Regions from separate parts of the Homo sapiens genome. Here region 2 is linked to region 1. The links are chromatin contacts, found by Hi-C or POLR2A ChIA-PET in ENCODE. All regions are on one chromosome and are shown on one strand. The core of a region is the stretch at or near the end of the contact, and the rest is flanking DNA. Distances in the headings are between cores, read along the strand shown.

Region 1 (5,883 bases), core at 157-2,656:
GTAATTATCTTACAAGGTATTGATGAGAATGAAAGAAAATTGTCTCACCCTTTTTTCGACTTACTGTCACCTGATGAAAATGACCTATTTAGGAAGACAGTTTTATTCTATACTAAACCTGTAAGGTCTCCAGGTATTTGATTGGCTTGCCATATTCCTTCTCCTGATTCTGGAAGAGTCCAGTAACTGATATTTTACATGTAACAGGACAAATAACATTTGAACTTTCAGTGCTAGATAATTTTTTAAAATTTAACCTGCATTTTGGGGGCTTTTTTTCTCAAAGGTCATTTGTTTGTTTTATTAAAGAAAACTTCTATCAGGGAACCTTGGCCTACAGGCAGGCAAGAATTTGTGATGTTCTCAGTGGCCCTTCAAGTTCATTTTGTTACCCTTCACATCCTTGAGTATCTTCCCCTGTTATAAACAGCATACTAGCCAAACCAAAATGGCATTTGGAAAAGAAAACCCAAATTCACCGTGAATGGAATCCAGTGAAGAAATGTTTAATCTAGTTAGTGGGTGGGCTTTGGTTGTCATGGAAACTCAGCTCTGTCATCCTGTGTTGTTACTAGGCAGGAGCAGCCAGGTCATTCCATAAATCATTTCTGTCATAGCTGACGGTGATGCATTCCATCTGCTCCATCACTGCATGCCATAGTCTGCACATTTCAAATCCCTTCCTTCAATCCATCTGCTTCCCCACTTCCCAGCCGGACACCTCCCCAAATACATTCTTTTTCCAACTTTCCTTACAGACTCGCATTCACTTTAATATATGTTTAGTGCACTCAAAACGTACTGAAAAAGAAAAACATTACATTATCTGGGGATAGGAAGGATTAGAAGAGATGAGGAGAAGGAAATTAATGAGGATTACTTTTGAGAGTCTGACATGCATATCATAATTTTATGTCAGGTATTATAGATATTTTGAAATGGTGACTGACTCTTTTGAAATTTTAAGTTCTTTAGAATGTGACGCTTTTAATATAGCCTCTGGTTTTAGATGGAGAAACACTATGCTATTGTCATTAAAAATTAATTCTATTTCCCCAATTGTCTAATATATGTCTTAAAAGATCTTTCATATTGTGAAACATCAGAGGGTACAACCTTTGTTCTTCAGTTTAGGTATTAAAGAGCACACAGAATACTGTGTGATTAAACATGTAAGGCCAGATAATGCATTTGCAAAGGTTCCTTTATTTTAGGTTTAAGCCTGCATAATTGTGGTCTTAATCTCAGGATAGCAAGAAAGAGAATTGTACATGAAAGTATTTACACAAAGTTCCCAAAGCCCTGTGGATTATGCATTAGTTTAGATAAAAAAAAAGAAAAAAAAAAAACCTAGGGTAGATAGAAGGAAAGGAAAATCTGGGTATTCGTGCCATTTCTAATGTGTTTCCCTGAACATTTGCCAGACAATAACCCTTTAAGATTGTGCCCGTGGAGAGTTATATAGAGGAAGAAACATCTGGTTTCTTTCGGTGCCTAATACCATATCAAAACACTTGGTCTTTAATTTAGAGGAGATCAAACAAGAAGACTGTTTAACTTTGTTGATTATATCAGACTTCTTTGTGATAATTTATGTTTTGATTTCTACCTCAGAGCAAGGGAAAAAGAGAGAGAGAGAGTGTGTGTGTGTGTGTGTGTGTGTATATGTATGTGTGTATTAATCTGGATAAATGGTCAGTAGTCTCTAACAAAAGAAAAGAAAATTCAGGGAAGTTGATGTTTAAAAGTAATTCATGAAATAACTTTCTTTGTTCCTTAGACTCAATAACATTAGCATAATAAAGATTAACTGAAATGTGCACTGTAGTGTTTAAAAAATTGGGCTCACAGTTCCGGGGTTGGGCTTGGGAGCAGTCCATTGTTTCTTTTTTGTCTAAAGCCCTTTTCATTAGCCTCTGGCTTATTGGCACCCTGCTGATTGGAATAGACCATGACTGATAGGAGGAGGAGTCTCATTTGTTGGAGTAAAATGAGGCATATTACCGTTTAAGCCTGGCAGAAGGCATTGGGAGTTATTCATTATTGGTCATTTAACAGTATGAGGACCATGGACTGCATGCAGAATGAGTGCTTACTTTGTTTATGCTCTAGACTCTAAATCACTCTTTACCCCCATTTTTTTAAGTAACTGATTTTGTTCTTCTTTTTATTCTTACCTTCAAACATCAATGTAGGAGTTCTTTTAAGTCCAGAAAGTATGAAAAGAAACATATTCCTGATTTAGAATAAAGCCAAATAAAGCCTGTGTTTAGAAGTTAAAGTAGCACAATTTTTATAGAATAAGTATGATTTGTTTGCGATTTGGTAATAAAATAAACACTCAGAGATAAAGCTTAGTGAAATGACCTGTGATCCAAAAGGCTGTGTTATCATGCTTTTCAAATGTTGTATTGCTCCTCCTCTCCCACCATACACATTCTTTTTATGAAAGTAAAAGTGATTTTTTAAAAAGTCCTGTAACTTACAGGGCTATCTGTAAATTTAGGAAAAGTATTGATAACAATTCTGTCTGTCATCACTTTAACTGGCAAAGTAGAACCAGTGACTGTGATGGATGAGTGGAAAAATTGGCTTTTATTGTACAAATGGAGAAGCTGCTTTTGGAAAAAATACCAGAAATGATATATTTTTATACTTGATATGTTTTTGGTGCTGTTTCTCCCGTTTAGACAGTGATTTTTTTTTTTAAGTTTACACCAGTTTTACATATAGCATTGGGGCATTTCACCAAGTCATTTAAAGATAGTGCTCTTATATGACTCTAAACTATTACCTCTTCCTTCCTTGATATAAAGGAGCTTTCACCAGTTGTTGACATGGTTAGGGATTGTTTAAGTGTAAGGACAGAGTTTTCAGGGAAAATCGGGATTGGTAGTCCATTTCTACCCTCAAAAGCCCATGCCTACCTAACAGTGTGATATGGACAGCTTAGTACATCAACACTAATTCCCAGAAATAGTGAAACCTCACCATATGATTATTCTCAAAGCTTATGCCATAAAACTGATTTGAAATTAAGTCATATTTATAACAAGCTCTTTTGCCCTTGGTATTTCTGTTGCTGACCCACATTGTATAAATACCAAGATAAATACTACCATTTATTGAGTCCTGCTTTTTATCAGTTAGTATTATAGCAAATTTCAATTGTAGTTTAATCACTCAAGTTAAAAATATATATATTGGGCACCTACTTTTACAAGATACTGGCATACAATAATGGATTCAATGTTGACCAGTATAAGTTTCCTGTCTTCAAAGAGCTTGTAGTCAAGGAGAGAAGACAGATATACAAATAATGATAATGTATAACACAGTGTGAAGTAAAAGAGCAGAGAGAAGTTCAGACTATTTTCTAAGAGTATAAGGAAGGTGAAAATGTATAAATGGGGAAGTGACATTGGAACTGAGCTTTGATAAGTAGAATTCCATCTGGGAGAGGTTAAGAAACAAGCGTTCTGAAAGGAGGACAAGCTGTGTTTAGAAAATGAAAAAAATATTTTGTTTGCATAATAGGGTATGTAGGTTAAAAGTAGACTATAAGGGCTAGGCAACACCACGCCTGTAATCCCAGCACTTTAGGAGGCTGAGGCAGTGGGATCACCTGGGTCGGGAGTTCGAGACCAGCCTGACCAACACGGAGAAACCCCGTCTCTACTAAAAATACAAAATTAGCCTGGCATGGTGGTGCATGCCTGTAATCCCAGCTAGTCGGGAGGCTGGGGCAGGAGAATCGCTTGAACCCAGGAAGCAGAGGTTGTGGTGAGCTGAGATTGCACCACTGCACTCCAGCCTAGGCAACAAGAGCGAAAGTCCATCTCAAAAAAACAAAGAGGAAGAAAAATTAGCCGGGTATGGTGGTACACGCCTATGTAATCCCAGCTGCTTGGGAGGCTGAGGCAGTAGAATCACTTAAACCTGGTTGCAGTGAGCCGAGATCGTGCCACTGCACTTCAGCCTGGGCAACAGAGCAAGACTCCATCTCAAAAAAAAAAAAAAAAAGTTTTTGAGGACAGTAGTTCAGGGCAATTATGTATAGGATGGAAAGAGAGGGGAGTAACTAGAAATATAAACACTTAAGTAGTCCAGCCGCAAGTTTGAGTAAAGATTTAAAGTGGTGTCATGGCAGTGATTATGACATGTGCCTGTCCCAGAAACATTAGAGAATTGTGGATATCGGTGTCTCCAGAGGGAAGGGTAGAGTGGCAGAGGAAAAGAGGAGAGAGTACTTATGGTAACCATAAGCATGGTGCTACTAACCTAAATAGAAGAGTAGAGATGGGAAGGATGGGAAGCTTGGGGTGGTGATAAAAAATTTGGGTTTGGACATAACTGCGCTTGAGATGAAAAGAGATCCTGTCCAGATAGAAAAGTCTAGCAACCAGTGTGACAAGAGAGATACCAATTTAGGAGTCATACCTGGATGTGATAGTTGATATTTGACAAAGAATACTATTACCAAGAGATAAAGCACAGGGAAATGAAAGAATACTGAGACTAGAACTCTGGGGAAACCTACATTAAGGGAAATGGAAGAGTAAAATAGAGATGGACCCTAGGGACTTTATCAAATACAAAGACTGAAAAGAATCACTTAAATGGAAATTCCTGGCAAGGATTATGCTTTTCATTCTTAATGACAACTGTATATCTGTACATTGAACCCTCACCATTTATCTGCACTGTTGTGGAATCTGAGGCTACATTAATAAGACAAATTCCTCATTCTTCTGGGGCTTATATTTTACCATGGGAAAGGATAAAAAAACAGGTAACAGACAAATGTAGATGATTAGAAATACAGTGTAAGCACTATGAAGAATACGAAAGAAGGAGTATGTAACAGAAAATGCTGCTTCATGAGTTGGGCTAGTTGACAGTTTTGCATAGAACTGACGATTTCTCACTCATCCATCCACCATCAGTGTTATCAGCCTTTCCCTCCCTTGCCAATATTGTAGTCAAGACATATTTCATAAAGATGAGCATCAATTGCTCATAAATGGTATAATTATTTGAATTATGAACATAAGAAATGGTGGTTTTCAGTGGTAAAGAGGTATGTTGAGGGCCGGGTTCAATGGCTCACGCCTGTAATCCCAGCACTTTGGGAGGCCAAAGCAGGCAGATCACTTCAGCCTAGGAGTTCAAGACCAGCCTGGGCAACATAGCGGAACCCCATCTCTACAAAAAATACAAAAATGTTGGGTGTGGTGGTGAGGGCTTGTAGTCCCAGCTCCTTGGGAAGTCAAGGTGGAAGGATTGCTTGAGCCCAGGAAGTTGAGGCTGCAGTGAGCCATGATTGCACCACTGCATTCCAGCCTGGGTGACAGAGCAAGACCCTGTCTCAAAAAAAAAAAAAAAAAAAAAAGAAAGGGAAAAGGTATGTTGAAACATGTTTTGTTTCTGTTGAAGTTTGATGACCTTCCCTAATTTACTTATGTGGTTGAAATAAATCAATGTATGTGTGCAAAGCCACTAAGAACAAAAATGTACTTTCCCAAGCTAATTTTCCCATGTGTCCAATGAATGTTTTAAAAGGTAACAACTTAAAAACCAATAATATTGATTTTTTTTTTTTCATACACTGTCTTACTCTGTCACCCAAGCTGGAGTGCAGTGGCTCGATCTCGGCTCACTGAAACCTCCACCTCCCAGATTCAAGCGATTCTCCTGCCTCAGACCCCGCGAGTAGCTGGGATTACAGTCGCCCACCACGCCCGACTAATTTTTGTATGTCTAGTAGAGACGGGGTTTCAGCATGTTGGCCAGGCTGGTCTCGAACTCCTGACCTCAGGTGATCCACCTGCCTCGGCCTCCCAAAGTGCTGGGATTATAGGCGTGAGCTACCGCACCCGGCCT
Region 2 (6,499 bases), core at 3,531-6,030, 63 kb after region 1:
TTGGGAGGCTGAGACATGAGAATCACCTGGACTCCAGAGGCAGAGGTTGCAGTGAACCTGGTCCACAGAGCAAGACTGCACTCCAGCCTGGCCTACAGAGTGAGACTCAGTCTCAAAAAATAAAAAACAACAACAAAAAAAAAACTTTTAAATCTATTTGATACAACATAGGCTGGGACTTCCAAAATTTTAAAAACCATCCTAAGTTCCTTCAGTCCTAGAGTTCTTTTTCAGTTATCACTGTTTTTGGTTCTCTGGCTTCTTGATAGTCTCCTTGGAAGAAAAACAACTGCATCTTTCCCTCTAAAGGCAAGGGCCATCTCTATATCTCTGAAGATCTAACCTTCTGCCACAGTTCGAATATGTTGGAAACGTAATCCCCCATGCAACAGTGTTGAGGGGGGTTGCCTAATAAGAGGTCATGAGGGCTCTCCTCCCAGGCTGTTTTGCCCTGCCGCCTTCCACCACGGATGATGTAGCACAAGGGCCCTCAACAGATGCCAGCCCCTCCGTCTTGCACTTTCCAGCCTCTAGAATTATAAGAAATAAATTTCTGTTATTCTTTTTTAATTACTCAGTCTCAGGTATTCTGTCATAGCATCAGAATACACACTAAGATACCTGCCTAGGCCATGAGGACCCCAAGACACAGCACAAATTTTGTACAAACTCTAACCAGACCACCTTTTTCCTACTCCCAGGGTGAGGTCCTTCCTTCCCCTGTCCCTTGCAGCCCTATGGGCTTTTTTGCTTTCTCTCATTCTCCGGGCCTTCTGCAGCTCTATTTCCTGCAAGATTGCATCTTTTCTCCTGGATATTTGGTCGTCGCTGGGCTGAGGTGGCAGCCTAGTGTTGGGAGCAGGCTTCTGGCTGGCCTCTGATCAGTAAGCCAGAGGGGTCACCTTGTCCTGAAATACAACCCAGCCATTGGCCATGTTTTCCACCATCTTATGAGTATTCCCAGTGACCAACCTCAGCAGTTCAAGACAAGTTGGGTTACACAACAAGGCAGCACAATAATGAAGCTCCCACCCCTGGCTTGGGCCTGGGCGTTAGAAAGCCCTGCCTGCGGGGGGCCCTCTCACATGCAGAAGGCAATGGGTAGTAGCTTCACCAGACGATCCTCTGCCTACCTGCTCCAGGTCTCCCCCTGGGGCCATCCCACCTCTTCCTCATTAAAGCCTGTGCTGAAAGGAGCGGGGTTGTTTTTCAAATTCTTTCAGCAGTGAGTTATTGATCAACACTGATAGTGCGAGCAGCTTGATCTCACCCTGAACTGGCAGAGATTAATTAGCTTGATTCCCAAGCATAATTCCTAATTAGGCACAGGAAGAAAGGAAAGAAAACACAAAGGAACTATTCTTCTCCAGGAACCACCGACCTTCTGTCCAGGGGTGGAGGAGGAAGAAACAGGTAAGCATGTCCCAGCACCAGAGTGCTTCCTGCCCATTCCAAAGCTGGGCAGCCAGCCCGTCAGCACAAACAACACCGAGGACGGTGCCAGTGCCATCCTGCAAGGGTTTCAGAAGAAAATGTGCATTTAATTTGTTTGCTTTACTCTCTGCCTAATGATGGGCAGGGAAGGCACAATTAAGCAGGAGGCTTTGAAGTACCTGCTCTAGGCTTGCTTAGCCACCAGAGGCTGAGGATGCAAGCAGGGGAGAGTTCAGCTCCAATAGGCTGGGGAAGAAAGGTTGGATGGGGAGGGTGTAGTGGCCCTGAGACTTGAGCAGAAATAGTGAAAGGAACCACTTCCTGCAGCTGAGAGGCAGGAGCCATCATGTTCTGTTGTGGGCATTTTCTAGAATGTTCCAGCCAGGACCAGCAGCTCAAATGGCTCTTCCCTGGTGGTGGGTAGGGCAATAGGAGATAGGAGGGACCTTCAATGTGGCAACTGTGAGGTTTGGCCAATCAACTTACCCATGCTGAGCTTCGGTTTCTCTTCAGTGAAATGGGGATAATTAATGATCGTATCAGCTTACATGACGGTTGTGAGAATTAACTGAAGAATTCAGAGATGCATGGCACATAGGAGGCACTTCCTAACCCACCTAAAGAAAGCAAACCCACAGGGCAGCAAATCAGAAATGGATGAGGGCTGACCTCCTCTTTATTCAGTAGCACATGTCTAATAGACCCGACTGTGTCTCGCACATGCTGCCCCTGAGGAAGACTTATTATAGGGAGCTACAAACAGTGTCACCTGGGAAAGACAGTGAACTCAGTTATAGAACAAGAACACCTGCCCGGGCTGACTGGGGGCCAGGATGCAGGGAAGGCTGCCTGGAGGAAGTGACATACCCCTGAGTCTCAATTGGCCAGGGAAACAACTGAGCAATGATTTGTGAAAATGAGTTCAGTAGAGGTTAATAAAAATTGGGAGTCCTGGCCAGTGGCTCACGCCTGTAATCCCAGCACTTCGGGAGCCCAAGGCAGGCGGATCACAAGGTCAGGAGTTCGAGACCAGCCTGATCAACATGATGAAACCCTGTCTCTACTAAAAATACAAAAATTAGCCAGGCATGGTGGTGCCTGCCTGTAATCCCAGCTACTCAGGAGGCTGAGGCAGGAGAATCGCTTGAACCCAGGAGGCGGAGGTTGCAGTGAGCTGAGATCATGCCGCTGCACTCCAGCCTGGGCAACAGAGCAAGACTCCGTCTAAAAAAAAAAAAAAAAAGGGAATCCCTGCTGTCTGCAGTAGGCCAATCAAGTGTCCAAGAATTGTGAGAATGTGCTTCCCCATCACCACCACCAGCCCACACCCACACCAAAATGTGTCACCCTTCAATCCCTTCAAGTCTGTCTGCTCAGCATCCTGATCCAAACAAGCCACTTTAAAAAGTGCAGTTATGAAACAATTCGAACACTGACTGGACTACTGTTTATATTTTTAGATGTGATACTGTGGTTATGTTTCTCTAAAAGTCCTTGTCTGTTAGAGATACACACTGAAGTGTTTACAGAGAGAATGATACAATCGCTGTCTGGAATCCGCTTCAATACCATCCATTGTTGGAGGGTGGGTAGTGGGGTTAGGGGGTTTTGAGGAAACAAGATTGGCCCGGTCTATCAGCATTGATGCTGGGTGAGATAGGTAAATGGGGGTTCATTATACACTTTACTTTTGAAAATGAAGTTTTTCGTAATAAAAAGTTGAAAGAAAGAAGGAAGGGAGATGGGAAGGCAGGGAAAGGAGAAAGGGAAGGAGAGAAGGAAAAGATTCTGCTCAAATGTCCCTTTGGAAACCTTCCTTGACCCCCGCGTTGGTGTGGGGCCGGGGGAATGGGGAGGCTGTTTTCTGCTCAGCCAGAGCAACAAGGCCCATGAGGAGACAGGAGGGATGTCTGGGGAGCAGTCCCAAGCCACAGAGTCCTTCTGGGGACCAGCCACACCATGAAGAGAGAGCAGAACAGGGAGCATAGCACAGACCTATGACATAGCACTGTGCCATGACATCAGCTGGCAAAGGCCCATGGGACCAGGAGGGAGGCATTAGAAGGGCGAACACTAGCAGCTGTTGAGTAGGAAGAAATGTGAGCCGACTTCTCTACCTAAGGAAGCGGTGGCAAGGCCGTGGAGGTTCGGGATGGGGACGGGTTCCAGGATTAGAGTGCTTTTTTTTTTCTTTCTTTCTTTTGAAGGAGGAGAGGCTATGGGAGCCTCAGGTACCGAGCATCTGGTGTCTGGAGAGATGCAGCTACTCAAGGCAGTTTCTGATCTGGAACCAGGAAGTCTCTGTTTCCCCACCAGCCAGCAAACGTTCTGGACTTGGTGCTGGGCCTGCCACCACCAAAGGTGGAGATGCCCCACATACCTGCGTCAGGCATGACAGGTCACCCCTGAGTCCTTGGGTCTCCCCAAGGCTTCTCCAGGGCTTCCCAACAGGGCTGAGATTCAAGAAAACGCTCAAGGTCCACCCCACTGCTCCGACCCTCTCACCAGAAGAAAAGGGCTGTGTCCCAAGGGCAGCCTGCTTGGGAAAAGAATATGTGGGGTGACTTGTCCAGATCTGCCCAGGGAGGCTGGGAATGGAGAGAGAAAGGAATCTGCCCACCAGTTGGGGGAAAAGTGGATTTCGCAACAACCTTGATGATATTAAATGCTTGGGGGGCCTGGGAAGACCAAATGTTTAATATTTGGAGAAGAGGCTGTCTAAACAGAGTAATTAGGAGGCTCCTTTGTAGTGATATGAAAGAGATGAATTGGGTATATTTGACATCAAAGACAGGAGATCCAGTGGGGAATGAGACCCACGGCCGGGCGTGGGCAGCGCTGGAGGACAGGCTCTCCCAGTGTGCTGCGGGGGAGGGCAGCCCCTGCAGTGTGCGTGTTGAGTGCTGGGAAACCCCCAAGTAACACTTCCCCCCTCATTTAACACACTTCCTAAAACCTCTCCTCCCCAAAAGCCACTTTGCAAAAGCAGCGATTACCACCAACCACGAGAAACACAGGAGCCTGCCTTCCACTGTTTACCACTGGGCAGGAAGTCGTTTATGGACCAGTCTCTTGCCCAGGCTAAACTCAGAAGTGGACACTGAGGGCCGGTTGTGGGTGCCACCAGGCAAGCTAGGGCATCGGAGTTCAGCAGAGCTGGGTGGGAATTCTGCTTCTCCCTCCACTACCTGGGTAACCCTGGGCAAGTCACTTAGCCTCTCCGAGCATAAACTGGTTTGCTTGTAATATGCAAATAATAAGGGGTGGGGGAAATTTTTTTTTTTTTTTTTGAGACAGAGTCTCGCTCTGTCACCCAGGCTGGAGTGCAGTGGCGTGATCTCGGCTCATTGCAACCTCCGCCTCCTGGGTTCAAGCAATTCTCCTGCCTCAGCCTCCTGAGTAGCTGGGATTACAGGCGCCCGCCACCACTCCCAGCTAATTTTTGTATTTTTAGTAGGGACGAGGTTTCACCATGTTGGTCAGGCTGGTCTCAAACTCCTGACCTCGTGATCTGCCCTCCTTGGCCTTCCAAAGTGCTGGGATTACAGGCGTGATGGAGATGATACTCCCTAAATCACAAGGGTGTGGTGTGAAGATGAAATGGCTGCACGTGACAGAGGAGTTGGAGAACAGGAAGCAAGTGGATTACTTGGATGAACTGTGATGGGCCCAAGAAGAACTAAGCCAATCACTCCAGGGGGCGTTTTCCCAGGATCCAGGCAGAGAGCTGATTCCAGCATCCACGTTGTATCCCCCTCCCGCTGTGGCCGGGGTCTCCAAGAGCCGGGCACCCACTGCAGAGCTTCCAAGCCCAGGCCCATTTGAACACAGGAGGACTTTTGAGGTTCATTTAACCCCAAAATCAGTGATTCTACATCTCAAGCTCATATTTTGAAGTGTTTACGGGTAAGTCATATGATACTGGTCATTTATTTTTTAAATATTCTAGCCAAAAGTACATGGTAGACAAAGTGAGAATGTCAGAATGTTGATAATTAGTGAAACTAGACGAAGATACATGAAAGTTTAATTTTGATTCTCACCTACTTTCATGTGCATTAGGAAACTTTCATAATAAGTTAAAGTAACAAAATAGGCCAGACTCGGCTGCTCATGCCTGCAATCCCAGCACTTTGGGCGGCTAAGGCAGGCGGATTACTTGAGGTCACGAGTTTGAAACCAGCCTGGCCAACGTGGTGAAACCCCATCTCCCCTAGAAAATAAAACAAAAAAAAAAATTGTAGCTGGGCATGGTGGCAGGCCCCTGTAATCCCACCTACTCAGGAGGGTGAGGGAGGAGAATCGCTTGAGCCTCAGAGGCAGAGGTTGCAGTGAGCCAAGATTGCGCCATTGCACTCCAGCCTGGGTGAGAGAGCGAGACTCCATCTCTGAATAAATAAAGTAACAAAATACATTTCAGTCTCGAGCTCCAGTTCCCTGCCAGGAAGAGCTGAAGCTGAGCTCTGGCACCCCCTGCTTCTTCTCCCTCATCCCTAAAACATGTGGGGTACTGGGTGCCAAAGGAGATCTGAAGATGGCCACCACTCAGACCAGCAGTAGAGGCCAAGAAGGTGGTGAGAAATTTTAAGGTATTGTAGCATATGCTCTCCAGGGTGAGGACACAGGATGCTGGGACCTAAGGAGGGAGAAGTTAACCCAGAGAGGGCCCAAGTCAGGGAGGACCTGACTGTGGTGACAGAGCCAGTCATGCTAATAATAGGAGCAGTGGTTTTGCAATCACAAATATTGGTCTGGGGGACTGCGGGCCCAATGTGGTGGGAGTTTTAGAGCAGGGACCCCTCCACTGTACGTGGATTCTTATACTTGCTAAGTTGCACTGAATTCTCAATCAACCCATTTGGAGGCTCTCACCAAGACAGGAGTCCCTTTGAATTGGTAGGATGTTAAAAGCTTCCTCCAGCCATTGACCCTGGGTCCCATTGGTAGAAATCAGATAATAAATCAGATTTTCCAGGTAATCCTCAGTTTAATGTCCATTCCCTCATTCAATCAATTATTCAATTACAAATCATTTTTAATATGATTTTATGGTTCAGGAATTCAG

What was found. Hi-C counts contacts between places; a loop is a spot of excess contacts on that map. ChIA-PET counts read pairs that join two places held with the same protein, here RNA polymerase II (POLR2A). Pooled maps may share reads with other maps.
Region 2: a loop to region 1 is called in a map of left ventricle myocardium superior, with 3 times the contacts of the local background. The contact joins the promoter of LINC00926 here to the enhancer-like site in region 1. A Hi-C loop is called at or near these places in 10 of 168 maps with a recorded cell type or tissue (GM12878, HCT116, IMR-90 and 7 more), 17 of 37 single-sample maps with no recorded cell type and 5 of 50 pooled maps. POLR2A ChIA-PET finds 5 or more read pairs at or near these places in 5 of 52 experiments (AG04450, BJ, GM12878 and 2 more).

Annotation. Positions count from the first base shown.
Region 1 is chr15:57,235,510-57,241,392 of GRCh38, forward strand. The region is part of intron 12 of TCF12 (transcription factor 12); the gene reads left to right. Among named protein-coding and RNA genes, the nearest start is that of SNORD13D, 40 kb to the right of the region's middle. Within about 2 kb of position 1,407, at least 2 of the 41 ENCODE cell types and tissues checked have a DNase peak (open chromatin) inside an H3K27ac peak, as active enhancers do.
Region 2 is chr15:57,295,585-57,302,083 of GRCh38, forward strand. It overlaps LINC00926 (long intergenic non-protein coding RNA 926), which reads left to right and starts at 4,781. Exons shown (of 3, transcript NR_024433.1): 1 at 4,781-5,340. RefSeq lists enhancers at 2,791-2,840, 3,323-3,442.